Regions from separate parts of the Homo sapiens genome. Here region 2 is linked to region 1. A link is an interaction called in ENCODE POLR2A ChIA-PET data of the cell type or tissue named here. Cell type or tissue: PC-9. All regions are shown on one strand. Each heading gives the region's core, and the rest is flanking DNA. Links, peaks and the distances in the headings are about the cores only. Region 1 holds the start of WDR70 (WD repeat domain 70). Region 2 overlaps WDR70 (WD repeat domain 70).

Evidence for each region. ChIA-PET counts read pairs that join two places held together with the same protein. Peaks named below come from ENCODE experiments on the same cell type or tissue, not always from the same donor. Only the 100,000 strongest peaks of a DNase experiment are listed, where the experiment ranks them.
Region 2: POLR2A ChIA-PET joins it to region 1 with 26 read pairs; 2 of 35 experiments call an interaction of 5 or more read pairs at or near these places.

The regions. Positions count from the first base shown.
Region 1 is chr5:37,372,794-37,387,765 of GRCh38, forward strand. It overlaps WDR70 (WD repeat domain 70), which reads left to right and starts at 6,525. Exons shown (of 18, transcript NM_018034.4): 1 at 6,525-6,599; 2 at 6,696-6,761; 3 at 8,809-8,892. The coding sequence starts at 6,575. In PC-9, for the core only: a CTCF peak has its summit at 6,459; a DNase peak (open chromatin) is centred at 6,418; H3K4me3 peaks cover 1,965 bases.
Region 2 is chr5:37,488,018-37,502,989 of GRCh38, forward strand. The region is part of intron 8 of WDR70 (WD repeat domain 70); the gene reads left to right. Among named protein-coding and RNA genes, the nearest start is that of WDR70, 120 kb to the left of the region's middle. In PC-9, for the core only: a CTCF peak has its summit at 7,384; a DNase peak (open chromatin) is centred at 6,904.

The DNA.
Region 1 (14,972 bases), core at 4,862-8,861:
TTTAACATTGTATTTAAAAGAGTAACAAGGCCGAGCACAGTGGCTCACACCTGTAATCCCAGCACCCAGCACTTTGGGAGGCCAAGGCAGGTGGATCACAAGTTCAGGAGTTGGAGACCAGCCTGGCCAATATGGTGAAACCCCGTCTATACTAAAATACAAAAATTAGCTGGGCGTGGTGGCGTGCGCCTGTAGTCTCAACTGTTCAGGAGGCTGAGCCAGGAGAATCACTTGAACCTAGGAGGCAGAGGTTGCAGTGAGTCGAGATCGTGCCACTGCACTCCACCCTGGGCAACAGAGTAAGACTCCGTTTCAAAAAAAAAAAAAAAAAGCATACCAAGCTTAATCCATGTTAATATAACACTTTTTTAAAATGAGAAATCACTATAGTTTCTAAAACAGGGAGAAGAATGCGATTATTTCATATTTTTGCAAATCTCTTTAGTGTCTGGCTCAGTAACGGATGGCTGGATTCTCATATCTGTATCTGCTGTCAATTGAAGAAAAATAACCCTCTTTTAAAGAATTAAAGTCAGTTTGATTCAGACTCAGGATTGCAACCTTTCAGAGAGTTTCTGTTAAGACTGCTCCAAAGTAGCTTTTAGCCCACAGCTTACATGTCAGGGGTTGGAAGCTCTGCATGTGCTCAGAAATTACATTAAACATGCTCATAAACTGGGTATAGTGACTCACACCTGTAATTCTAGCACTTTGAGAGGCCTATGCATGAGGGTCTCTTGAGGCCAGGCATTCAAAACCAACCTGGGCAGCCAGGTGTGGACCTGTAGTCCCAGCTACTTGGTGGGCTGAGGCAGGAGCATCACTTTAGCCCAGGAGTTCCAGGTTGCAGTGAGCCATGACCATGCCACTGCATTCTAGTCTGGTTGATAAAGGGAGACTCTGTCTCTAAAAAAAAAAAAAAAAAAAAAAAAAAAAGCTCATAAATTACATTAGAGCAAAATCTCATCAAAGTTTGGGTGTAAGAGTACATCTGGTTATAGATTACAGAGGCATAATCATGAATCCTATGGGACACTATCTTATGTACTGGAAGAGGCAAGGGGTAGGAACACTGAACTTACCTTTTTTTAAAAAATGCATTGATTGAAGCAAGAGACGTGGGAACCTGTGCTCTAACCTGCTTATTGTTTCCAGGGCATTCTTCTAGAAGTCTATACTTAGTCACTGAGTTGGGCTTTGTGAAATTCTGCTGGCAAGCAGAATGAGCAAACTTGGTTTTTTATGTTTGCTACTTTGTCTAACATGTCAACATTTTGTGACTTATTTAGTTGAAGTATAATATATTAATATTAAGAAAAGCTGGCCTCACCAGGCGCGCTGGCTCACACCTGTAATCCCAGCACTTTGGGAGGCCGAGGCGGGTGGATTGCCTGAGGTCAGAGGTTCGAGACTAGCCTGGCCAACATGGTGAAACCCCGTTTCTACTAAAAATACAAAAATCAGTGGGGCATGGTGGCGCAAGCCTGTAATCCCGGCTACTTGGGAGGCTAAGCCAGGGGAATTGCCCGAACCTGGGAGGCGGAGGTTGCAGTGAGCTGAGATCGTGCCATTGCACTCCAGCCTGGGCTACAAGAGCGAAACTCTGTCTCAAAAAAAAAGAAAGAAAGAAAGAAGGAAAAACTGGCCTCAGTTACATATTTAGAAAAAGAAGAAGTATTTTAATAATTGTCAACAAGTGCAGTCAGTTTTTTTTTTTTTTTAAACAGAGTTTTGCTCTTGTCGCCTAGGCTGGGGTGCAATGGTGCGATCTCAGCTCATTGCAACCTCTGCCTCCCAGGTTCAAGCAATCCTCCTGCTTCAGCCTCCTGAGTAGCTGGAATTACAGGCTAATTTTCTTTTCTTTATTTTTTTTTTTTGAGATGGAGTTTTGCTCTTGTTGCCCAGGTTGGAGTGCAGTGGCATGATCTCTGTTCACTGCAACCTCTGCCTCTCAGGTTCAAGCAATTCTGCCTCAGCCTTCCGAGTAGCTGGGATTACAGGCACATACCACCATGCCCAGCTCATTTTTTTGTATTTTTAGTAGAGACGGGGGTTTTACTATGTTGGTCAGGCTGGTCTTGAACTCCTGACCTCAGGTGATCCACCCGCCTTGGCCTCCCAAAGCGCTGGGATTACAGACGTGAGCCACCGCACCCAGCTACGCCTGGCTAATTTTCTGTATTTTTAGTAGAGACGGGGTTTCACCATGTTGGCCAGGCTGGTCTCGAACTCCTGGCCTTGGGTGATCCTCCCACCTCGGCTTCCAAAGTGCTGGGATTACCCGTGTAAGCCACCATGCCTGACCTGTTTTTCTTAAAGTGATAAACTCATTTCATTTATTTTTGAAAAAATGTTTGCCAAATACTTAAATATGAACAACTGTACTTTGTGAGTCATTCTTTCAGGTAAAAATAATGTTCCATGAAAAAAGCTAACCACTCAATTACAAGTGGTTTTCTTTTCGATGACCATTCTACTTAGATATGCATTAGCTGGGCATGGTGGCGTATGCCTGTGGTCCCATCTACTCAGGAAGCTGAGGCAGGGGAAGATCGCTTGAGTCCAGGAGTTTGAGGCTAAAGTGCTTCATGACTGAACTTGTAAATAGCCACTGCACTCCAGTCTGGGTAACACAGTGAGACCCCATCTGTAAGAAATTTTTTTAAAAACATACTTTATGATTACTTCTCATTTTGTCATACTGAAGGTTAAAAAGACGTATAATTAAGGGTCAGGGTTTAACGAAATGAATACTGTTTATGGCTTTATTAAGGATATTCCTAAGGGAAACTGATTTTGCTTACAACGCCTATGTAACTGAAAAATACAGTGACTACTACAACATTTTGAATCCTACTGCCTTGATTTATTTTAAGGGACTGTTTTAATTTAGGAATTTTAAGATAGAGCATGCTTCTTCAATGATTAGTAGAAACACAGATATAAACAAAGATTTTATTACTTACATGCCTGGCGGGGCATCTGGCGCACCTGGAGGTCAAGGAATGCAGTCAGGGAAAGACAAAGAGGGACTCATGAGCCAATGCATTTATTGGGTTCATGGTGTTTTCCAAATAGATTTCCCAAGAGGAATTCCCACACTTTAATTGGTGGGTTTAAAGCAAGCATGCACAAATTTGAGGACAAGCTTGTCAGCCCAGAATGGCTTTGAATGTGGCCCAACACAAATTCGTTAACTTTCTTAAAACATTGTGAGATTTGTGATTTTTTTAAAGTTCTCAGCTGTTGTTAGTGTATTTAATGTGTTGCCCAAGACAATTCTTCTTCTTCCATTGTGGCCTAGGGAAGCCAAAAGATTGGACACCCCGTTCTTGGAAGTCATGCTGTGACCGAGGTAGTCACTGTGGCATATCTGCACAGTCCATGTAGGACGTCAGTGTCAGCAGGGCCGGTGAAGTAGGCTGTATGTATTTATCCTATGGGGAGGCGGGCACCAGGAGGAAGTTTTACACAATAGATACCTGGATTGATCACATTGAGGAACTGGGAGGAGGTGTAGAACTAGAAACGGTGTCAAGGGTGACTGAACCCTGTTTCTGATATGAGAAAGTCCAACTTATATTCAAAATAAATGCTAAGACAACATAAAATTGTAAGAATTTGGCCGGGCGTGGTGGGCCACGCCTGTAATCCCAGCACTTTGGGAGGCCGAGGCCGGCAGATTGCCTGAGGTCAGGAGTTAGACACCAGCCTGACCAACATGGGGAAACCCCATCTCTACTAAAAATACAAAAAAAATTGGCCGGTCTGGTTGCGCATGCCTGTAATCCCAGCTACTCAGGAGGCTGAGGCAGGAGAATCGCTTGAACCTGGAAGGCAGAGGTTGCAGTGAGCCAAGATTGCGCCATTGCAATCCAGCCTGGGCAACAACAGCGAGACTCTGTATCAAAACCAAAAAAACAAAAAAACGAATACACTACAGGCACCGTAGATTTACCCACTGTTAACCCATTTCCCATTTTCCCTGAGAATACTCTCTGATGGTGCTTGCAGCTGCAGCCTTTACCCCAAGATAACTCACAGATTACAGTCCCGACTTAACCCCCAAAGTTTGTGTCTACTATTTTATTATTTTTGCATCACTCTATTATATTGACTTTGGAAACAAAAGACATTATTCTATTTATAGCATTCTGTTTTTAGTAGTGGAATTTCCATTTACAAAATATAGTAATTCTCGACTGCTGAAAATGTCAAATCCTAGAAAACATAGCATTCCTATGTGTGATGTTAATTCCATGGTGAACTTATGGCACTGAAATGGTGTGACAACAAGGCAGTCACAATGTTGTCAATATTCCACAATGATACTGTGATTGAAGTAGACAACAGATGGAAAGAAAACTAAGAAGCCATGTGTCATTGTGGATTATAACGATAATATGGGAGCAGTGGACTTGGCTGATCAGATGCTCACTTCTTATCCAGCTTAGCGCCAAAGGTACAAGGTTTGGTATAAGATATTCTTTCATAGGCTGTGTGCAGTGGCCCACGCCTGTAATCCTAGCACTTAGGGAGGCTGAGGCGGGTGGATCGCTTGAGCTCAGGAGTTCAAGACCAGCATGGGCAACATGATGAAACCCTATCTCTACAAAAAATACAAAAATTAGGCCGGGCACAGTGGCTCACGTCTGTAATCCCAGCACTTTGGGAGGCTGAGGCGGGCATATCACTTGAGGTCAGGAGTTTGAGACCAGCCTGGCCAACATGGTGAAACTCTGTCTCTACTAAGAATGCAAAAATTAGCCAGGGGTGGTGGCAGGGCCTGTAATCCCAGCTACTCGCAAGGCTGTGGCAGAATTGCTTGAACCCAGGAGGCGGAGGTTGCAGTGAGCTGAGATCGCGCCACTGCACTCCAGTCTGGGCAATGGAGCGAGACTCTGTCTCAAAAAAAAAAAAAAAAGTCGGGTGTGGTGGCGGTCACATGTAATCCCAGCTACTTAGGAGGCTGAGGCACAAGAATCGCTTGAACCCAGGAGGTGGAGGTTCATTGAGCCGAGATTGTGCCACTGCATTCCAGCCTGGGTGACAGAGTGAGATTCTGTCTCAAAAAGAAAGAGATTCTTCTCCACCTTCTAAACGTTAAAGTGTTGAACTCCCACATTCTGTTTAAGAAGGACAATCCTGAGCACACGATTAGCCTTGTAAACTTTAGACTGACAGGCCAGGTGCAGTGGCTCACGCCTTTAATCGCAGAACTTTGGGAGGCTGAGGTGGGCAGATCACAAGGTCAGGAGATTGAGACCATCCTGGCTAACACGGTGTAAACCCTGCCTCTACTAAAAATAGAAAAAATTAGCTGGGCGTGGTGGCGGGTGCCTGTAGTCTCAAATACTAAATAGCCGGGCATGGTGGCGCACACCTGTAGTCCCAGCTGCTCGGGAGGCTGAGGCAAGAGAATCGCTTGAACCTGGGAGGCAGAGGTTGCAGTCAGCTGAGATCACGCCACTGCACTCCAGCCAAGGCAACAGAGGGAGACTCAGTCAACAACAACAACAACAACAACAAAAAGGCAGAGCGCGGTGGCACGGGGCCTGTAATCCCAGCACTTTGGGAGGCCAAGGTGGGCAGATCACCTGAGGTCAGGAGTTCAAGACCAGCCTGGCCAACATAGCAAAACCCCGTCTCTACTAAATACACAAAAATTAGCCGGGTGTGGTGGCAGGCGCCTGTAATCCCAGCTACTCAGGACACTGAGGCAAGAGAAGAGCTTGAACCTGGGTGGCAGAGGTTGCAGTGAGCCGAGATCACGCCATTGCACTCCAGCCTGGGCAACAGAGTGAGACTCTGCCTCAAAAAAAAAAAAAAAAAAAAAAAAAGCAAAGGGTGTCGCCTGTAATCCCAGCACTTTGGGAGGCCGAGGCAGGCGGATCACTTGAGGCCAGGAGTTCGAAACCAGCCTGGCCAACATGGCAAAACGTCGTGTCTACTAAAAATACAAAAAATTAGCTGCGCGTGGTGGTGGACGCCTGTAATCCCAGCTACTTGGGAGGCTGAGACAGGAGAATCGCTTGAACCCGGGAGGCGGAGGTTGCAGTGAGCCGAGATCACGCCATTGCACTCCAGCCTGGGCGACAGAGGCTCCGTCTCAAAACAAAAACAAAAACAAAAAAAAAACAAACCAAAACAAAAAACCAAAAATTAGCCGGCACCTGTAATCCCAGCTACTCGGGAGGCTGAGGCAGGAGAATCGCTTGATCCCGGGAGGCAGAGGTTGCAGTCAGCTGAGATTACGCCACTGTACTGCAGCCTGGGCGACAGAGGCTCTGGCTTAAAAAAAAAAAAAAAAAAAGGGAAAGGATGTTATAGAAACTCCAGATACTACTTCTCCCCTCCAGTGGTCTGAGTTGCGCGGCGCTTTCCCGCCTGTCCGGTAGGGCGGTGCCGCGCAGAAAGCCGCGGTCCCTCTGCGGAAGGCGCCGCTCTTGGCTTCGGCGGCGCCGCTGTAGCTTGAAGGCGGTACTTCCTCCAGCATTTGCCGCAAGTTATTGGCAAGTTCCCCTGCAGTTGTTTGGGCTGTCCCTGTGGCTGGTTCTGGGGTGTGCGGCCAGCCATGGAGCGCTCTGGGCCCAGCGAAGGTGGGTTTCATGAGGCGAGTCCGGGCGGGGTGGGCCGTGTCGGGGGAGCTGGGGCGCCGCACTAACTAGGCCGCCTCTCTTTTCCTCTTGCTCCAGTGACAGGCTCAGACGCGTCGGGACCGGACCCGCAGCTTGCGGTCACCATGGGCTTCACGGGGTTCGGTGAGTGACTGCCCCAGGCAGAGACCCTCTTCCTTGTGCAGAGGTTTGAAGATCCGCAGAGTGGGAGTGGAGATCGAGCTGTCAACTCGGAATTATTGTAGCTCGGGTGCATACCTTGCAGTTTGTCAATATTCTTCTCCCATTTGTCTTCTATTCTGCGTTATCCGTTGGAACCAACTCAGATGACAGTTATGAGAGTCTGGAGAGAGAGGAAGAGAAAGGATTTTTCTAATTTTAAGTCACCAATAATGCTAAAATGAACATTTTTGTAAATAACAGCATTTGTACGAGGATTTTTAAAAATACGTAATTCGGTAGGGTAGATTTCTAAAAGAGAGTGTAGTTTATTCAGAAATATAAATACTTAAAAAGCTGAAAAATTGGGTATGTGCCTTTTAAAGCTTCTTGATGCTTATTGCCGTAATACCCATCAAAAAACTTGTTCCAGGTTATACCAAAGTTAACAGAATTAAGAATGCCATTTTTACCATATCCCTACCAACACAGAGTAGGTATTATTATTTAAAAAGAAAATTATTTAAAAAATGAAAACAAAACTTAGTAGACTGATACATGAAAAATGATTTCTCTTTATTTTCCATTTTAAAATTATAAATGCTGTTCATCCAAACATTGGGATTCTAACTTCCCTGAACCTTTTCTCAAGGTCTTCTTGTTTTCTTTTGACCAGCGTGTATTAATTCTATGATAGTAATTAAACAGTAGACTTACACATATTGGCCTTGGGTTGTGTTCACACATACTAGTTCTGTAGTTTCTCTATTCATTCTTTTTTTTTTTGGAGACGGAGTCTCGCTCAGTCGCCCAGGCTGGAGTGCGGTGGCAAGATCTCGGCTCACTGCAATCTCTGCCTCCCGGATTCACGCCATTCTCCGGTCTCAGCCTCCCGAGTAGCTGGGACTACAGGCGCCCGCCACCTCGCCCGGCTGATTTTTTTTTTGTATTTTTAGTAGAGACAGGGTTTCACCGTGTTAGCCAGGATGATCTCGATCTCCTGACCTCGTGATCCGCCCGTCTCGGCCTCCGAAAGTGCTGGGATTACAGGCGTGAGCCACTGTGCCCAGCCTTTTCTATTCTTTTTTTATTTTTTGAGATGGAGTCTCGCTCTGTCACCCAGGCTGGAGTGTACTAGTGCGATCTTCGCTCATTGCAGCCTCCTCCTCCCAGGCTTAAGCCATCCTCCCACCTTAGTCTCCTGAGTAGCTGGGACCACAGATGTGTGCCACCACACCTGGCTAATTTTTTATACTTTTGGTAGAGACGAGGTTTCACCATGTTGCCCAGGCTGATCAATCTCCTGAGCTCAAGCAGTCCGCCCACCTGAGCCTCTCAAAGTGATTACAGGCATGAGCCACCCCACCCGGTATAAATCCTTCATTTTAGTACATCATTCCTTTACTCAGGAGTGAGAAAGTTGTCCATATGTTTGTGCCAAATAGGGGAAAATTTTAAGAGTTTTGATAAAGTTACTGGGGGAGGAGGAGAATGTTTCCATGCTCATCCAGTTCCTTGTTAGAGGGCTGAGATTTCTGTTTCCCTCTTAGCTCCTTAAAGTACCTGCATTACTTCTCATGTTGCCCCTTTCGTCTTCAAGCCAACTATAATGCCTCAAATTCTTCTCAGACATTGGATCTCTCTGACTTCTTCTGCCATAGCTGTTCTGCATCTTTGCCTTTAAGGGCCAAATAGGATAGTTTCCCTATTTAAAAGTCCATAACCTTAATTATATTGCAAAGGGTAACTTTTGGGGCATTCTCCATTTTGCCTCCCCACATCAGTGTTGTTGTTTCATAGGGTAGGGATCTAGAGGAGGATGGGAAAGTTGCCTGGTTAATAGTACTTAGTGAAGGGATTGTCAGCAGAAGTTTTCTGTGACTCAAACTCCTTCTTCTGTGATATATTATGGTTATATTGGAGCCATGCTATAAACTAGACAAAGTAAGTGTTTATTGATCAGTATTGATCACCTAAAGTTTGGCCAACTTACTGCAAGACAATCACAGTCTCCCATTTGTTCATGTTTTAGGTAAAAAAGCTCGCACATTTGACTTGGAAGCAATGTTTGAACAAACTCGAAGGACAGCTGTGGAAAGAAGTCGCAAAACACTGGGTAAGAAGCTCAGATATTTGTTCTTTTATTGGTTTAAGTACTATGTATACCTCATGCAAGTATATTAAAAAAGAGAAAAGAATGTTGGCTGGGCGCGGTGGCTCATGCCTGTAATCCCAGCACTTAGGGAGGCCAAGGCGGGCAGATCACCTGAGGTCAGAAGTTTGAGACCAGCCTGGCCAACATGGTGAAACCCCATCTCAACTAAAAATACAATAATTAGCTGGGCATGGTGCAGGGGCCTGTAATCCCAGCTAGTCGTGAGGCTGAGGCAGTGGCTTCAGTTGAAGTCGGGAGGCAGAGGTTGCAGTGAGCTGATATACCCCCATTGCACTCCAGCTTGGGGGACAAGAGTGAAATTCCATCTCAGAGAACAAAGAGAGAAAAGAATGTTGTTATGCTACTTATCACTGTTGTTTTTTTTTTTTTTTGAGATGGAGTCTCGCCCTGTTGCCCAGGCTGGAGTGCAATGGCATGATCTCGGCTCACTGCAGCCTCCACCTCCCCGGTTCAAGCGATTCTCCTGCCTCTGCCTCCCGAGTAGCTGGGACTATAGGCACATGCCACCACGCCCAGCTAATTTTTTGTATTTTTAGTAGAGATGGGGTTTCACTGTGTTGGCCAGGCTAGTTTCGAACTCCTGACCTTGTGATCTGCCTACCTTGGCCTCCCAAAGTGCTGGGATTACAGACGTGAACCACTGTGCCCCGCTTTTTGTTTTTTTGTTTTGTTTTGTTTTGTTTTTGAGATGGAGTCTCGCTTTATTGCTGGGCTGGAGTGCAGGGGTGCGATCTTAGCTCACTGCAACTTCTACCTCCCCGGTTCAAGCAATTTTCCTGCCTCAGCCCCCCAGGTAGCTGGGACTACAGGTGTACGCCACCACGCCCAGCTAATTTTTGTATTTTTAGTAGAGATGGGGTTTCACCATGTTAGCCAGGATGGTCTTGATCTCTTGATCTTGTGATCTGCCTGCCTCCTAAAGTGCTGGGATTACAGGTGTGAGCCACCGCACCCGGCCCAATTTATCATTTTAAGACCAACAATGGGCCAGGTGTAATGGCTCATGCCTGTAATCCCAGCACTTTGGGAGGCTGAGGCAGGTGAATCACGTAAGGTCAGGAGTTCGTGACCAGCCTGGCCAACATGGTGAAACCCCGTCTTGACTGAAAATAGAAAAACTATCTGGGTGTGGTGTTGGGCCCCTGTAATCCCAGCTAGTAGGGAGGGTGAGGCAGGAGAATCGCTTGAACCTGGGAGGCAGAGGTTGTGGTGAGCTGAGATCGCACCATTGCACTCCAGCCTGGGCGACAAAAGCAAAACTCCATCTCAAAATAAAAAAAATAAAATAAAATAAAATGGGCGACAAGAGCAAAACTCCATCTTAAAATAAAATAAGATAAAATAAAATATAAAATATAAAACAAAATAACTAAAATAAAAAATAAAACGTTGTACAGCAGCAATATCCAGTATTTGGCAGTGTGCCTGACAAAAAATATTTTCAGTCTTTGGAAGAAAACTTTTTGTGGTGAAAAGAAAGCCATCTACATGTACTATTTTTTGAAAAAAACCTTTCATTATTTGTTTTATTTGAGACGGAGGCCTGCTCTGTCGCCCAGGCTGGAGTGCAATGGCGTGATCTCAGCTCACTGTGACCTCCGCCTCTTGGGTTCAAGTGATTCTCTTGCCTCAGCCTCCTGAGTAGCTGGGATTACAGGTGACCACCACCACGCCTGGCTAATTTTTTTGTATTTTTAGTGGAGACGGGGTTTCGCCATGTTGGCCAGGCTGGTCTCGGACTTGTGACCTCAGGTGATCCGCCCGCCTCGGCCTCCCAAAGTGCTGGGATTACAGGTGTGAACCACTGTGCCAGGCCAAAACCCATCATTATTATTATTATTGTTATTTTTTTGAGATGGCGTCTCGCTCTGTCGCCCTGGCTGGAGTGCAGTGGTGCGATCTTGGCTCACTGCAAGCTCCGCCTCCCGGGTTCATGCCATTCTCCCGCCTCAGGCTCTGGAGTAGCTGGGACTACAGGTGCCTGCCAACACGCCTGGCTAATTTTGTTTTTGTGTTTTTAGTAGAGATGGGGTTTCACCGTGTTAGGCAGGATGGTCTCGATCTCCTGACCTCGTGATCCACTCGCCTTGGCCTCCCAAAGTGCTGGGATTACAGGTGTGAGCCACTGCACCCAGCAAAACCCTTCATTATTATGTGAAATTTCAAACACGGAAGTATAGTCATGAACTACCATGTACCTATCAATCAGATTTAACTACTGTAACAGTTCATGGCTAGCATTACTTCGTTTCCCCTTTCAGATGATTTCGAAGCAAATCTTGGACATCATTTTACTCATAAATATTTTTGTATATACCTTAAAACGATAAGGATTGTTTTAAAAAAAGCTTAACCAAGATACCTGTAAGAGATAGGAAAAACCAAGTTGTTTCCTATCCTCTAGCACTCCTCTCAGTACTTTCCCCCCTTTTTTTTTTTTTTTTTTTTTATTTGAGACAGGGTCTCACTGCTGTTGCTTAGACAGGTGTGCAGTGGCATGACCTTGCCTCACTGCAGACTCCACTTCCCAGGCTCAGGTAATCCTGCCACCTCAGCCTCCCAAATAGTTGGGACTATAGGTTGGTGCTACCACACCCCACTAATTTTTTGTATTTTTAGTTGAGATAGATTTCACCATGTTGGCCAGGCGCAGTGGATCACGCCTGTAATCCCAGCACTTTGGGAGGGGCGGATCACGAGGTCAGGAGATTGAGACCATCCTGGCTAACATGGTGAAACCCTGTCTCTACTAAAAATACAAAAAATTAGCTGGGCGTGGTGGCGGGCGCCTGTAGTCCCAGCTATTTGGGAGGCTGAGGCAGGAGAATGGCGTGAACCCTGGAGGCAGAGCTTGCAGTGAGCCGAGATCTTGCCACTGCACTCCAGCCTGGGCGACAGAGTGAGACTCTTGTCTCAAAAAAAAAAAAAAAAAAAAAAAAAAATTTCACCATGTTGTCCAGGCCAGTCTTGAATTCCTGGGCTCAAGTGATCCACCTGTCTTGGCCTTCCAAAGTGCTAGGATTACAGGTGTGAACCAGTACTTTATTTCTGACACCAGATATGTAGGAGTTTTCCCCCACACATCAACCAGTTCTCCAACTGGGTATCCGGTAACTCAGTTTAATTCTGACACCGTCTGCCTGGAGACTACCACAAGACTGCCTTCACTCAGACACTAATCTCAATTCACAGGTTGTGACCAGTGCTTCTAATCTACTGGCTATAAATCAGGGTTCCCATGACCGCTCTTTTTGGTTTGATAATTAGCTAGGACGGCTCACAGGGAAACACTTTACTTGCGTTTAACAGTTTATTATAAAGAATATTATAAATGATACAGATGAACAGCCAGATGAAGTAATGCACTGGGCAAGGTATGGGGTGGGAGAGGTGCAGAGCTTCTGTGCCCTCTCTGGGTGCACCAACTCCCCAGCATACCCCTGTGTTCAGCTACCCTGAAGCTAATCACATCTAGTGGTTCAGGAGTGTCTAGGCTGGGTGCAGTGGCTCACACCTATAATCCCAGCACTTTGGGGGACCAAGGTAGGAGGATCACTTGAGCCCAGGAGTTTGAGATAAACCTGGGCTAACACAGTGAGATCCCATTCAAAAAATCTTACAAAAATTAGCTGGGCATGGTGGTGCACACCTGTAGTCCCAACTACTTGGGAGGCTGAGGTGAGAGGGTCAGTTGAGCCCAGTGGTTGAGGCTGCAGTGAGCTATGATCATGCCACTGCATCACAGCCTGAGTAAAAAAGCGAGAGCCTGTCTCAAAAAAAAAAAAAAAAAAAAAAAAATTTCTACAGATCTTAATTTTCAGCTTCTCCAGAGATTGGTGGGTGGGGATGAAAGTTCCAATTATCTAACCCATCAGTTTTTTAAGTGAGCAGCAGTCCCATCCTGAGGCCTAGGGGTCCAGCACTAAGTCACTTCAATAGCATAAACTTAGGTGGGATCCAAAGGGGCTTCTAATGAATAACAAGAGACAGCTCCTATCACTTAGGAAATTCCAAGGGTTTCAGAAGCTCTGTGGCAGGAACCTGAAACAAAGACCAAATATATATATATATTTTTTGAGACAGAGTCTTGCTCTGTCGCCCAGACTGGAGTGCAGTGGTGCGATCTCGACTCACTGCAAGCTCCGCCTCCCGGGTTCACGCCATTCTCCTGCCTCAGCCTCCTGAGTAGCTGGGACTATAGGTACCGGACACCATGCCTGGCTAATTTTTTTTTTTTTTTTGTATTTTTAGTAGAGACAGGGTTTCACCCTGTTAGCCAGGATGGTCTCGATCTCCTGCCCTCATGATCCGCCCCCCTCAGCCTCCCAAAGTCCTGGGATTACAGGAGTGAGCCACTGCACCTGGCCAAATATATTTCATATTATACCACAATATCATCACATCAAAAAACAATTTTAATATCCTCAAACGATGGACAAAGACATGCTATCTGAGGCATTTACAAATGTTTTAAACAATTTAGTGAATGTTTGTACTATCACAGTATAGGTACCTTGTATTTACCATTTTAAGCATATAATACAACATGTTTTGAACAAGGATTGTCTTGTTTGGCTATGTCGGCTTTTTGTTGTTATTTACTTATTTATTTTTTTGAGTTGCCCAGGCTGGAGGGCAATGGTGCAATCTAGGCTCACTGCAACCTCTGCCTCCTGGTTCAAGCAATTCTCCTGCCTCAGCCTCCCCAGTAGCTGGGATTATAGGCACGTGCCACCACCACCTGACTGACTTTTTTATTTTTAGTAGAGACAGGGTTTCACCATGTTGGCCAGGCTTATCTCAAACTCCTGAAGTCAAGTGATCCGCCTGCCTCAACCTCCCAAAGTGAAGCTTTTTATTTTTAATTTTTTTATTTTCAATTTTTGTGGGTATATAGTAGATGTATATATTTGTGGGTATGTAAGTTTTATAGCCCCTAGTACTTTGCTTTGTAAAATAGGTTCTCAGTAATATTTTGAGAATATTAAATTGAATTTAGACCTGTAATACTGTCTTGTTAAAAAATGAAATCTTGCTGCTTTGGAGAATGTTTTAAAATGGCACAATCTGGGCTGGGCACGGTGGCTCACGCCTGTAATCCCAGCACTTTGGGAGCCTGAGGTGGGTGGGTCACCTGAAATCAGGAGTTTGAGATCAGCCTGGCCAACGGGATGAAACCCTGTCTCTACTAAAGATACAAAAATTAACCGGGTGTGGGTGGTGGGCACCTGTAGTGCCAGTTACTCAGGAGTCTGAGGCAGGAGAATCGCTTGAACCTGGGAGGCGGAGGTTGCAGTGAGCCTAGATCGTGCCATTGCACTCCAGCCTGGGCGACGAGAGCAAAACTCTGTCTAAAAAAAAAAAAAAATGGGCACAATCTGTTGGAAAGAGCTTGGGATTTTTAATTGGGGGACCTAGGTTTAAGGCCCAGCCCCACAGTCTACTAGATGAGTAACATTGGATGGATTTTCCAATTTCTGATCCTTCATAATCCTGTTGTGTGTGTATCATCTACCTTGGAAGTTTCTTGAAGAGATTAAGATGTTGGGTGTAGTAGCTTATAAACAGCAAAGTACTTTATAAATATTATTTTAAATTCTTGTAATTTTTCTTAGTAAAGCATGTATGCATTTTACCTAAGAGGAACTTGGGGGGTTATTAAATTTTTAAATTTTTGAAAAATTGTCTCAAGACTATGATCTCCTTTGATTTTTGTGGACAAATTATTGAACTTTCTTGATTTACATCTTTGGACTGCAATTTCTACCTCTGATCTAAACACATGAATCTAAATTGATTATCTCTTTGAAAGATCTACTTAGCTTTAGCATGTAAATAGAAAATACCATTGGGATAATTTATAGAAGTAGTATTCATCATTATATGGGAAGTTATTCATAAGAGTTTTTTTTTTTTTTTAGTGTTCTTCCATACTTGGCAATTAGATTACATTTAGACTGTGGAATTAAAAGTGATTCCCTGTGAGCTGTCCTAGCAAATTATGAAATTGAAGAGAGGGG
Region 2 (14,972 bases), core at 5,236-9,235, 120 kb after region 1:
CCTGAGAAAGACTTTATTTCTCCTTCATTATAACTGCTGAGTGTACTAGTCTTGGGTGGCTTTTTTTTTTTTTTTTTTCCTTTCAGCACTTTGACAATATCATTTCATTCTCTTCTGGCCTATAAGGTTTGTGCTGAGGAATCCACTGTTAAGTCTGATGGGTGTGGTCTTATATGTGACTAGACTTTTTTTTTTTTGCTGTTATTAGAATTTCCTCTTTGTCTTTGACTTTTGACAATCTGACTATAATGTGCCACTAAAAAGACCTTTTTGGGTTGTATCTATATGGGAATCTGCTATCTTCTTGTATCTGTATGTCTAAGTCTCCTGTTAGACTTGAAAAGTTTTCAACGATTATTTTATTAAATAGGTTTTCTATGCCATTGATCTCTTCACCTCCTGGAACACCCACAATTCAGATATTTGGTTGCTTTATGGTGTCCCATACATTATGTAGGCTTTCTTTATTCTTTTTTGTTCTTTACTTTTTTTTTTTTTTGTCTAACTGGACTGTTTGGAAAGACCTGTCTTCAAGTTCTGAAATTCTTTCTTGTGCTTGATCTAGTCTCTTGTTGAAGCTTTCAGTTGTATTTTTTATTTCGTTTATTGAATTATTCTAAGATTTTGTTTTTGTAATTTATTTATCTTTGGTGAATTCTCATTCATATCCCAAATTGTTTTTCTGGTTCCTTTGTATTGTTTATCTGTGTTCTCTTGTATATCACTGAGCTTCTTTTAGACTACGATTTCGAATTTTTTTCAGACATTTCATATTTTCTTTTCGCTGGAATCTGTTGGTGGAGAATTATTGTGTTCCCTTGGAGGTGTCACTTTTCCTTGCTTTTTTGTGTTTCTTGTGTTCTTACATTGTTATCTGTGCAACTCTTGTAACAGTTACTTCTTCCAGTTTTTTGGATTGGCTTTCATAGAGGAATATTTTTTCCTGTAGATGTATCTATGGTGTTGGTTAGGTAGGGCGCTTCAGCATTGATTCTGGATTTGTGTAGTAGTGTAGTCTCCATATGACTTCTTTGGCTTTAAACCCTGTCAGTGGTGTCTGTGTTTTCCTCAGAGGCTTAGGTGAATTTGTTAGTGGAGGCTGTGGTGAGGTTTAATTAGGTGTGGCAATGCCAGGTGGGCCAGTCTTCTGGCCCCAGTGGTGGCAATGTTGGGCTGAATGTCCCTGTTCTTGGGCCCTTGCGCACAGTATATGAGCACTGGTGTTAGTAGGTTCAGACAGGCTGATATTTGAGCCTCCAGGTGGCTTTTTGAGGTGCCAGTAGTGGCAGTGGTGAGTTGAGTGGGTGGGTTGGGCCCCTGAGCATTGTGCATGGTGTTGGTGATGGCAGTATAGTGGCAGGGCAACACCTGGGCTTCCAGGTAGCACACACTGTTGTTAGTGGTGGCTGTGACAGACTGGGCAGCCTGGTCTTCAGACCCCCAGGTGGTACACATAGCTGGGTGCCAGGTTTGGTGGTGGTGGCAGGCTGAGCAACCTTGTCCTCCAGCCCCTAGGGGGTGTAGATAGATATAAGCAGTGGTAGACTGGGCAGGGTGAACCCCCAGGCCTTTAGATGGCATGCTTAGGCACTGGCAGTAGGTTTTCTGGCCTGTTATTATGCCATCTGGTAGTACACACTCCTGCTTGGAGTGACCAGTGGGGCACAGCAATCCTAGGCTATATGGTAGGGTGGTGTGGTAGGGCACTTGGTTGGGGTGACATTGTCAGGTCTAGGGTGGTGTGGTAGGGCACTCAGGGGGTGACAGTGTCAGGCATTTTTTTTTTTATTATTATACTTTAAGTTTTAGGGTACATGTGCACAATGTGCAGGTTAGTTACATATGTATACATGTGCCATGCTGGTGCGCTGCACCCACTAACTCGTCATCTAGCATTAGGTATATCTCCCAATGCTATCCCTCCCCCTTCCCCCCAGTGTCAGGCATTTTGGGGCTGTCATCAGGTCCCCCTGATGGTCCAAATGGGTATAGGCTGTGGTAGGTGGGACGGGGGCAATTCCTAGGCCTTCAGATGGCGTGCTATGGTGCGGCAGGCATTCTGGGGCTGTTTGGTCTCCTTATGTGCATGTGCCTGAGGTGACTGATGGTGCAGGGGAATCCATAGGCCCCTGGGCAGTGTGATAGAGAGCACTGGGGTTGCTGGTGCCAGACCTTGTGAGCTTGTCCTTAAGGCCTCTGATGTTGTGCACAAATGCAGGCTGTGTTGGGCAGGGCAGGGTGATCAACATGTCCTGGATAGTGTCCTTGGGTGGTGGTTGCAGCAGCAGTAGTAGGCAGGGAGAGTCTATCCTCAGGGCATGTGGAAATGAACAGCTCTGCTAAGGGGAAGGCTCAATGACAGAGGTGGTGGGGGTGGTGGTGAGGGAGATTGATGCCAGTGGTAGCCATCCCAGGCAGATACATCTCAGTCTCTGGAGAGCACATGCTTTGTCTCCACTTCCCCTATTCCCTGTGGCATTGGCTGCATTGGCTAGGGTGAGCCTGTCCTCAAGGCACATGTACCACAGTCCTGCTGTTGTGGGTAGCAGGGTTGCTGTCTGTGGTACCTGCCCCAGGCAGGTGATTCTTAGGCTCTGGTCCCTGGCTGCAGCAGCAGGCAGGGAGAGCCTGCCCTTAGAGCATGTGCGGGTGTGCTGGGGCTTTGTTGCCGGGGGTAGGTGGGCAAGGTTACTCTCAGTGGCAGTGACCTGAGGCAGGTGGGTCTGGGCTTTGGCTCCCTTTGTCCTAGAGGCAGCATCCACAGGGCTCTGGATTGTCCTTTCTTCAGTGTACTGGATGCTGTGTGATCCAGAGTGCTGGGGATATTTCTGCTGTGCTGGGTCCAACTGGTGTCATGTGCTACAACCCTCTCAGTGGGTATGAGGGGATGTCATGGGGCCTCCAGGGATGTGGAGATGCAGGTACTGTTTGGCCCCAGAAAGAAAACAGACTGGTGGGGTCTGGGCTCTCAAATTCGTGCCATGCTGCAGGTGCTTGGGTTTCCAGGTGTGCGTGGAACCTATTGTGAGCTTCCTCTTTAGAAGCTTGTTTATACCAGTCTCAGCTTGTCAGGGTTAAGGGACTGTGCTATGGCTAGGATTGCAGGTATCTACAGGGAGAATGTGGATGCTGGGAATCTTTTACTCACCTTTTCCCCACACTGAGGAGCCTCTTAGGGCTCCCAGCTGGTCCTGGCTGGGCTCTGTGCCTTGCTTTCTTCAGTGCCTGTCACTTCTCTGCTGAATTCCAACATTCTCTCTTTGATGCTGTATTTGAAGTGTGATTATCTACTCATTAAGCTTTTCTTTGTAGAGGAGGTGAGTGTCTGGTGCTTCTAGTTAGCCATCTTGAAGTCCCCCATAAGCTTTCTTTTATCAGTTCATCTAGAGCTGATATTGTTCAGTGCCTTTCTCCAGGATTGTCTTCAACTCTTTTTCTTTTCAACATGAAAGCAATTCTCTGCCATTTATTTTTAAATTACATGACTAAGGTGGAGAAAGCAGGTTCAGGATACCTCAGAATGCTTGGACATTTTAGTGGGAGATATCTCCATTAGCGGATCTTAGTCATGGAAGTTAGAAGAGTTTTCAGATGTTTTATTTATTTTTGAATAGTACGTGTAGTCATTCTGATACCCAGCTATTCCAAAAAAATGGCACTTATTATTTGGAGATGAAATATATTAGTCATGTCTTTTTACTGGTGAATACTTTCTCTTAAGAACTTAAAATATTTAATTTTTATTAAAATAACTGTTCTGGGTTTATTTTTGTTTTCTTGAGCAAAAGAAAACTGTTAACTTAAGGTATTAATAATAGATATAACTAAAAAATTGAATGATTTGAAGTACATTTTATTTCTTTCCATTTTCTAAATATTTACAGAAACTTTAATAGAAACTTCTTAACATTGGTTTCTGCGCTTTTGACATGTCCCCATCATTTTTGGAGTACTTTCTTACATTTTGGCACAACAAGATGTTCCAGGGTCATCTTATACTTTCCCTAATTTGATCCTACCTACTTTTCTAGTGATCCATGGCTTCATTCAACAGGGAAGTCAATTTAGAAATTAAGATTTGGTACTCTGGTTATATTCATTGCTGTTGGGTGTCATTGCTTCTAGCCTCAAAAGACAAAGCTAGGAGGGAGATAAACCAATCCAAAAATTAAAATAAGTAAAAAATTATGAGTTCATTTGGATACATCTAATTCTAATCCAACTTTCTAGCCTTTTCCCGTTCCATATTCGTAATTCACTTCTCCAACAGTGAAGAACATGGCTTTTAACATTATAATTATATTTACTCATTTGTTCAGTGTTACAGTACATGGAAAGTAGTTTCAGAATTGCTACACCCAAAGCTCTTGTTGTAGGGTGAATTCTAAGATGGCTCCTAAGAGTCCCTGCACTTCTCCTTGAATGTAGTTTTGAACTATAAGTATAATGGGCTAGTCACTCCTATGATTACATTGTGTGACACAATGGACTTTAAGAAAGAAAATTGTCTTCAGTGGATCCAGCCTCATCAGGTGAGCACTTAAAAGCAGTTGGGCTCTTCCTGGCAAAAGGTATTCTAAGTGTAGGAGGGACTTGATGTCAGGGAGATTCTCTGCTGCTGGTTTTGAAGATGAAACCAGAACTTGTGAATGATGAATTTGAATATATAGGCAAGGAGATTTCTAAGCAAAATGTTGAAGGTGCTGCCTGGTTTCTTCTTGCTCCGTATAGTAAAATATGAGAAAACCAAGGGAAGTTTTGTTAAAAGGGAACCAAGACTAGATGATTTAGTTAATTTTTAGCCTATCAAGATGACAAAGGATGCTAACATATAGCAATAACTTCTGAAAGCATGGTATGGAGAAAGCCAGGGATGTGGCTGTATAATAACTTCAGAAAGATCAAAAGATGAGAGTATTCAGTCACACTGGACTCTTCCAAGAAATTAAGGGCGTGCCTCACAGATCTTCTTAACCAAACCAGGTGATCTCTAGGAAACTTAAGAGTATTGCTCCTTAACAAGTTAAACAACAGCTATAGATAAAGAACAGGTTGTTTTGCAAAGATTTGTGGGTTTGGCTTTCATCATTACTTAATATGTTTGTTTTTTACAGAACTGCATTAATTTTCTATTGCTCTGTAACAAATTACCAAAAACCAGGGACTTAGGACACCCCCAGTTTATTACCTAACAGCTGTTTAGGTCAGAAGTCTGTCACAATGTGGCTACATTTCTCTGCTGAGGGTCTTACAGACTGAAATCAGGGTGTCAGTAAGACTGCACGCTACTAGGTCAGCATTCCTAATGCATTCCTTGCCACATAGTTCCCTCCATCTTCAGGGTCAGCAAAGGAGAATCTTTCTCATGTTGCATCTAATGGAGATTGCACATAGGGTCTAGAAAGCTAAGAGTAGCCCCAGCTGACAGGCAGCAAGCAAATAGGGATCACAGTTCTACAACCACAAGGAACTTGTATTGTGCCAGCAACCAGAATAAACTTAGAAGCAGATTATTTCCCAGAACCTCTAGAAAATAGTACAGTTCTACTAACATCCTGATTTCAGTCTGTGAGATCCTGAGCAGAGAATCTAGCTACGTTGTGCCAGACTTCTGACCTACGCAGCTGTTAGGTAATAAATCGGGGGTGTACTAAGTCCCTAGGTTTTTGGTAATTTGTTACAGAGCAATAGAAAACTAATGCAGTTCTGTAAAAACCAAACATATTAAGTAATGATGAAAGTCCTTGAGGAGTTGTTAGGGATTGTGATCAAACAAAGAGCAGGAGTTAGCTTTTGGGTAGGAGGAAGGAATACTTTTTTTTTTTTTTTTTGAGATGGAGTCTCACTCTGTCGCGCAGTGGCGTGATCTCTGCTCACTGCAACCTCTGTCTCCTCGGTTCTAGCAATTCTCCTGCCTCAGCCTTCCAAGTAGCTGGGATTACAGGTGCCCACCACCATGCCTGGCTGATTTTTGTATTTTTATTAGAGATGAGGTTTCATCATGTTGGCCAGGCTGGTCTCAAACTCCTGACCTCAAATGATCCACCCACCTTGGCCTCCCAAAGTGCTGGGATTACAGGTGTGAGCCACCACGTCTGGCTGGAGTACTTTTGCACTGGGAATGGAAGGGATAAGAATGAGCTCATATGCAGCTGTATTTACAAGTGGTAGCTTTAGATAGGAAATGAATAATGCCTCCATCTATTAGCAGAGACATTTCCTAGTTTTGTATTGGGAGATATTGGGATAGGGCCTTCAGTAGAATTGTAAAGACATAGAACAGCTGTTGATGGTTGTGAGAGAAACATTACTGGAAGAATTATGGAAGTATTACGGGCTACAAAATGTAAATTTGTAGAAACAATCATTCTGCGTGTTCATATCCTATTATTGAGTCTTATTCAGGAGCCTAGGTATTTGGATGGACTACGGTGACTGTGGGGGAGAACGGGGGAGGTTATTTTGGAATAAAAGCACTTCATTGTAGATTCAACAAAAGGACACTCAGGATTATGCTGAGAGAGTGGTTCAAGTTTAGGATATTGAAAATTTAAGAATTCAAAAAACTGCAAGATAGGAGGTTGTGTGGCCAGTAAGTGTGATATCTAGAGCCTAAAACATATTTGGTGATAAATATTTGTGAAATCAGTAAATATTGAGAGTTCAGGATTTTAGAAGCATATTATGACCATTCATGGTAGTGGCAGAATTAGCCATAGTTGGCACTGCTGAAATATCTTGTAACAAGTCATCAGAATTGAGTAGGCCAAGGAAGATTGAATTTGTTTTTGAGGTATTCAAATGGATATTAAAATTACTCAGGAATTAGACTTGGACTTTAGAATCCTTGATTTATGCAAGCAAATGACTAAGAGTGTGTTAGGGTTGGCAAACCATGGCCTTGGGGCAAATCCAGCCACCACCCTGTTTTTGTAAATAAAAGTTTTATTGGAACATAGACACATCCATTAATTTACTATTCCCTGTGACTCCCTTTGAATTGCAGTGGTAGAGTTGAGCAGTTATAGCAGAGAGCATGTGGCCCACAAAGCCTAAAATGTGATCTGACCCTTTAGAAAAAATGTGTGCAGATTCCTGAATTTAAGCTGTGAGTATTCTCCCCAGCAAAATGTATTCACACAAAATTTTGTTGACCATTTCAGGAGATTTGATAATTCCTGAAAGGTGGTGAATGGACTCTAGTTAAGAAGAACTTTTGGATCTGAGTTCCCAGTATATTCCCTACTATTTTCTGCTGCATTTCGTCTCTTCTTGGGGGTAGGCTTTGTTAGCTCAACATGCCAAAGACATGGGTACTATCATTCAGTAACTACAGATGGCACTGTTACAAAGGGAGCTGTTTTTATAACTTGTCATTGGGGTAGCCACAAGAGTACAGACAGATTACAGACAGATTATCAGCAATCTCTCTCTCTCTCTCTCTCTCTTTCTCTCTCTCTGTGTGTGTGCGTGTGTGTGTGTGTGTTTTGAGGAAACCAGTGTTGGTCATGGATAATTAATGTCCTCTCTCAAAGTATAGCATATTATGAGAAATAAATAGTTGCTTAATTCTTTCTTCTAGGCTATTTCCAGTTAAGGCTGTTAAATAAAGGAAGAGATATTTTTCAGGAGTGCCTATGTTTAGATAAGAGAAGAAGAGAGAAAAAGTAGTTTATTTGGTGAAAAAGTGTTTAGTCACTAACTGTTCTTTAATAGGTGTCTCTTTAAAAATTGTTCCACTAATGTTAGCCATGGTACTGAATCTGTTTAGACCCATTTAAGAATCCTTAGTTGAACTTCATTTTGTTATGACTAATTTTGGTCACTGTTTTAACACAAGGGCACTTAACATTCCCATTGCCTTTGTCATGCTCCTGTCTTTACAAATAAGAAACAACATTCACAGTCTTGTAGGTTTTTTCTGTTTAACCTACTATCTGTGTTCTTATTCTGGGTACTTAACAGTAAAGGTGACCACATGTCCTTTTATCCTAATGAGAGGTGAAGCCAGCTGGACTTTCTGGGTCGGGTGGGGACTTGGAGAACTTTTCTGTCTAGCTAAAGGATTGTAAACACCAATCAGCACTCTGTGTCTAACTAAAGGTTTTTAAATGCACCAATCAGCACTCTGTAAAAATGGACCAATCAGTGCTCTGTAAAATGGACCAATCAGCAGGATGTGGGCAGGGCCAAATAAGGGAATAAAGCTGGCCACCCCAGCCAGCTGCCGCCACCTGCTAGGGTCCCCTTCCACCTTGTGGAAGCTTTGTTGTTTCACTCTTCACAATAAATCTTGCTGCTGCTCACTCTGGGTCCGCACTACCTTTATGAGCTGTAAACACTCACTGTGAAGGTCTGTGGCTTCACTCCTGAAGTCAGCCAGACCACGAACCCACTGGAAGGAAGAAACTCCAGACACGTCTGAACATCTGAAGGAACAAACTCCGGACACACCATCTTTAAGAACTGTAACACTCACCGCGAGGGTCCATGGCTTCATGTTTGAGGTCAGTGAGACCAAGAACCCACCAGAAGGAACCAATTCCGGACTCACTAATGTCTTCTGCAATAGGGGTAGTTTTCTTTTATTAAAAAGTATCCTTTCTATTTCAAGATGACATTTCAACTCTAATCAATAAATATCAGTAAAAGATCTGCTTTCTGGGGTCTGCCTTTAAGACCTGCATGGGTTGAGTGAGTTGTTGGGTTGCTGTTTAGACAAAGTACAAGAAGTATGGTTCTAAGGATGGAATTGAGTAGCAGCCATCTGTAGAATTCCTGAGTCTGGGAATGAGGAGAGGAAGCTGGTAAACTAGGAACTGACTGGGAGATAAGCAGGCTATGCATTGGATTAAGAGACTAGGCAGAGATGTCAGTGGAGATGGAGCTTAGTTAAGCAGAGGAGGAGACTGAGAGTGTGGTGTAGTGTACAGGATTGGGGAAGACAAGGTAGTTTAGGATCTAAGTCCTCAAAGGCTGGGCATGTCTTGGATTATTGGAATGTTTCTTTTATTGCAAATCATGAACTGTTTTCCTTGCTCAGAGGCAGATATCTAATGGGGCAAAAATCAGACCAGATCCCTGTTAACTGCTAGTCACTATAAATTATTTTCTTTCTTTTCTTTCACTCCCCTTCCTTCACTCCCTCCCTCCTTCCCTCCCTTCCCCCCTCACTCCCTGCCTCCGTCCTCCCTCCATCCTCCTCCGTCCTCCCTCCCTCCTCCCTCCCTTTTCCCTTCCTCCCTTCCTCCCTCCCTTTTCCCTCCCTTTTCCCTTCCCTTCTCCCTTCCCTTCCCTTTCCTTCCCTTCCCTTCCTTTCCCTTCCCTCTTCCCTTCTCTTCCCTTCCCTCTTCCCTTCTCTTCCCTCCCCTTCCCTCCCTTTCCTTCCCCTCCCCTCCCCTTCCCTTCCCTCTTCCCTTCCCTTCCGTCTTCCCTTTCCTTCCGTCTTCCCTTTCCTTCCCTCTTCCCTTCCCTTCCCTCTTCCCGTCTCTTCCCTCTTCCCTTCCCTTCCCTCTTCCCTTTCCTTTCCTTCCACATGCAATCTGGCCTTCAGCCCAAATTTATCTATACTGAGAACTTGGAGGGAGTACAATGAGCTATTTCTTTGCCCTGAAGTTGTTTGCCCTCGATAATAGGTATTTTCTTTTTCTCTTTTTTTAATTAATTATTTTTTTTCTTAAGCATAGGCTGACAAATTTCTACTTTCAAAAGAGATTAATGGGACCCTTAGAAATCCTTTGGATTTAAATCATTTTATTTTTCAGTACTTTGGTTGCACAGATTTTTTTTTGTTTTGTTTTTTGTTTTGTTTTTGTTTTTTTTAAGACAGAGTCTCACTCTGTCACCCAGGCTAGAGTGCAGTGGTGCAATCTTGGCTCACTGCAATCTCTGCTTCTTGGGTTCAAGTGATTCTCATGCTTCGGCCTCCCGAGTAGCTGGGATTATAAGCGTGCTCCACTAAACCTATCTAATTTTTGTATTTTTAGTAGAAGTGGGATTTCGCCATGTTGTCCAGGCTGGTCTTGAACTCGTGGTCTCCAGTGATCTGCCAGTCTCAGCCTCCCAAAGTCCTGGGATTACAGGCGTGAGCCACTGCACCCGGCTGGTTGCACAAAATTGAGATGAATTTTACTTCTCTATTCATGGCACTCTATTCATTTGCTTATGAAAATAATTTCATGGCACTTTGATGGTCAGTTCTCAGCTCTGGTAATACTGTAACTCTCAGTAGCAGTTGACACAGCTGATTACAGTCACTTCCTTGAAACAGCTTCTTTACTTGACTTTGAATTTACGGTGCTCTCTTGGTTTTCTTCTTACCTCACTGTATGTTCCTTTTCACTCTTGTTTTTTCACTCCTCCTTTTCTATTCAACTTCTAAATATTGGAATATCCCAGGGCTCAGTGTTGAGCCCTCTTTTGTATTATGCTTCTGCCTCTGGATACATGAGTTTAAATATCATGTATAGACACTAATTACATACAAATTTACAGATTTTACTCTATTTTCTCACCTGCCCAGTATTACCAACTACCTACTTGACAAATTTAGATGTATCTCACCTTAACATGTCAAAAAAGGAAATTGTGACTTTTCTTCCTAGACCTATTCCTTCTGCAGTTGGTTGTCTTTATTTCTCAGTAAATGGCATTGCCATTCACCAGTTGAGGAAGTCAAAAACCTGTAAGTTAAACTTGACTTCTCCCTTTTCCCTCACACCCCACATCTGTACCATTGGCAAAATATGTCTTACCAACAAAACTTTATGAAGAAAGTTGTTACAAACATTTGTGTGTAGGTTTCGTGTGAACATGTTTTCAAATCAGTAATACCTAGGGGTGTGATTGCTGATCGTGTGGTTAGACTGTATTTAGCTTTATAAGACACTGTGAAACTGTCTTCCAAAGTGGCTAGACCATTTTACATTCCCACCAGAAATGAATGAGAGTTTCCGTTGCTCTGTAGCCTCACTAGCAATTGGTATTGTTAGTTTTTGGTAGTTTAGCCATTCAAATAGGTGTTTAGTGGGATCCCATTGTTGTTTTAATTTGCATTCCCCCATGATGAATGATGTTGAGCATCTTTTCATGTTTGTCATTCTTTTTTTTTTTTTGAGATGAAGTCTTGCTGTCTCACCCAGGCTGGAGTACAGTGGTGCAGTCTCGGCTCACTGCAACCTCCACTCCCCAGGTTCAAGTGATTCTCCTGCCTCAGCCTCCCAGGTAGCTGGGATTACAGGTGTCCACCACCATGCCTGCCTAATTTTTGTATTTTTAGTAGAGATGGGGTTTCACCATGTTGGCCAGGCTGGTCTCGAACTCCTGACCTCAAGTGATCTGCCCACCTTTGCCTCCCAAAGTGCTGGGATTACAGGTATGGGCCACCACACCCGGCCTGTGTTTGTCTTTCTCATATCTTTTTTTAATGAAGTGTCTATATTCAATTTTTTTCTGCTCAGATTGGGGAAGAGAGAAGTGTTCATTTTGTTAATGTTTGTTTTTCAGTTTTTTTTTAAAAATATATATATTCTCAACTTAAGTCCTTTTTTAAATATGTGATTTGGAAATATTCTCTCTCTCTCTCTCTCTCTCTCTCTCTCTCTCTCTCTCTCGTCTCGGTTCACTGCAGCCTCGCCAGCCTGGGCTCAAACGATCCTCCCACCTCAGCTGGGATTATAGGTGCACACCACCGCTCCTGGCTAATGTTTTGTATTTTTTATAGATACGGGTTTGGCATTTTGCTCAGGCTGGTCTTGAACTCCTGGGCTCAAGCGATCCACCTGTCTTGGCCTCCCAGAGTGCTGGGATTACAGGCGTGAGTCAGTCTGTGGCTTTTCTGTTCATTCACCTTGTAAAGCAGAAGTTTTAAAAATTCTAACAAATTCTAATTTATCAATTTTTTTCTTTATAGATTGTGTTTTTAAAAATATTTTTAAAAATTTCAATAGCTTTTGGGGTACAAATGGTTTTTATTTACATGAATGAATTGTACAGTGGTGAAGTGTGAGATTTTAGTGCACCCATAATCTGAGTAGTGTACATTGTGTTCAATATGTAGTTTTTTTATCCCTCATTCCTCTCCTTAGGCCCTTCTGAGTTTCCAGTGTACCACTGTATATACCTTTGTGTACCCATAGCTTAGCTCCCACTTACAGGTGAGGATATACAGTATTTAGTTTTCCATTCCTGAGTTACCTCACTTAGAATAATGGTCTCCAGCTCCATCCAAGTTGATGCAAAAGACATTATTTCGTTCTTTTTTATGGCTGGGTATTTTTTCATGGTGTATACATACCATATATTCTTTATTTACTCATCAATTGATGGGCATTTTGGTTGGTTACATACCTTTGCAATTGTGAACTGTGCTGCAATAAACATAAGTGTGCACGTGTTTTTTTGATATAATGACTTCTTTTCCTTTGGGTAGATACGCAGTAGTGGGATTGTTGGATCGAACGGTAGATTTACTTCTTTGAGAAATCTCCATATTGTTTTCCATAGAGGTTGTACTAGTTTACATTTCCACTAGCAGTGTATAAGTGTTCCCTTTTCACCACATGCACACCAACATTTATTGTTTTTTCACTTTTTAATAATGGCCATTCTGGCTGGACTAAGGTGGCATCTCATTTTGGTTTTAATGTGCATTCCCCCAGTGATTAGTGATGTTGAGCATTTTATCATATATTTGTTGGCTTTTTTTTTTTTTTTTTTTTTTTTTTGAGACAGAGTTTCACCCTTGTTGCCCAGGCTGGAGTGCAATGGCGCGATCTCAGCTCACCGCAGCCTCTGCCTCCCGGGTTCAAGCTATTCTCCTGCCTCAGCCTCCCGAGTAGCTGGGATAGTAGCTGGGATTACAGGTGTGCGCCACCACACCTGGCTAATTTTTTGTACTTTTAGTAGAGACAAGGTTTAACTATGTTGGCCAGGCTGGTCTTGAACTCCTGACCTCAGGTGATCAGCCCGCCTTGGCCTCCCAAAGTGCTGGGATTACAGGCGTGAGCCACCATACCTGGCCTAGGCCATTTTTATATCTTCTTTTGAGAAGTGTCTTCATGTCATTTGTCCACTTTTTGATGGGATTTTTTTTTTCTTGCTGATTTGTTTGAGTTCCTCGTAGATTCTGGATATTAGTGCTTTCTTTGTTGGGCGCATAGTTTGCAAATATTTTTTCCCATTCTGTGGGTTGTCTCTTTACTCTGATGATTATTTCTTTTGTTGTGCAGAAGCTTTTAAGTTTAATTAGTTCCCATTTATTTATTTTTGTTTTATTTGCTTTTGGAGTCTTAGTCATAAATTCTTGGCCAGTTTCCAGAAAAGTTTTTCCTAGGATTTCTTGTAGAATTTTTATGGGTTCAGGTCTCAGATTTACCTCTTTAATACAGGGATGTCCAGTCTTTTGGCTTCCTTGGGCCACATTGGAAAAAAAAGAATTGTCTTGGGACACACATAAAATATATTAACATGGTAGCTGATGAGCTTAAAAAAAATTGCAAAAAGATCTTGTAGTATTTTAAGAAAGTTTACACATTTGTGTTGGGCCACATTCAAAGCCATTCCGGGCCATGGTTTGGACAAGTTTGCTTTAATCCATGTTGAGTTCATTTTTGTAGGCATACAGTTTTATTCTTCTGCTTGTGGCTGTCCAGTTTTCCCAGCACCATTTATTGAATAGGGTGTTCTTTCTCCAATTTATGTTTTGGTGTGCTTTGTCAAAGATCAGTTGGTTGTAAGTATTTGGCTTTATTCCTGGGTTCTCTATTCTGTTCTGTTGGTCTGCATATCTACTTTTATACCAGTACTATGCTGTTTTGGTTGCTGTAGCCTTGTCAATATAATTTGGAGTTAGGTAATGTTATACCTCTTGATTTGTTCTTTTTCTTAGAATTGCTTTGGCTATTCAGGCTCTTTTTTAGTTCCATATGAATTTTAGGATTGATTCTGTGAAAAATGATGTTGGTATTTTGATAGGAATTGCCTTGAATCTGTAGATTGCTTTGGGCAGTATGATCATTTTCATGATATTGGTTCTTGCAATTGATGAGCATGGGACATATTTACATTTGTTTGTGTCATTTGTGATTTCTTTCAGTAGTGTTTTGTAGTTCTCCTTGTAGAGATCTTTTACCTCCTTGGTTAAGTATACTGCTAGGTTTCCTTTTTTTTTATTTTTTGCGGCTATTGTAAAAGGGATTGATTTGAGAATCAGATCTTAATTTGATTTTCCAGTTTGGTTGCCCTTTATTTTTTTTCTCTTGCCTGATTGCTCTAGCTAGGACTCCCAGTATTATGATGAATAGAAGTGTGGTAAAAGTGGGCAACTTGGTCTTGTTCCAATTCTTGGGAGAGGTGGGGATTCTTTTCAACTTTTCCCCATTTAGTATGATGTTGGCTGTGGATTTGTCGTATATGGCTTTTATTATTTTGAAGTATATTCCTTCTGTGCCTAGTTTGTTGCTTGTTTTTATCATAAAGGGATGCTGTGGGGCATTTTATCGGATGTTTTTTATGCATCCATTGAGGTAATCATATGGTTTTTGTTTTAAATTCTGTTTATGTGGTGAATTTGCATTTATTGACTTGCATATTAGGCCACTCTTGCATTGCCGAAAAGAAATACCTGAGACTGGGTAGTTTATAAGAAAAGAAGTTTAACTGGCTTATGGTTCTGCATGCTGTACAGGAAGCATGGCACCAGCATCTGCTTTTGGGGAGGCCTGGGGAAGCTTTTACTCGTGGCAGAAGATGAAGCAGGAGCAGATACTTCACATGGTGGAAGCAGAAGCGAGAGAGAGAGTGAGCGGGGACTTGTTACACACTTTTAAATGACCAGATCTTGTGAGAACTCACTATCACAAAGACAGCACTAATCCATGAAGGATTCACCCCCATGATCCAAACACCTCTCACTAGGCCCCACCATCAGCACTGAGGATTACAATTCAACAGGAGATTTGGCTGGGGACAAA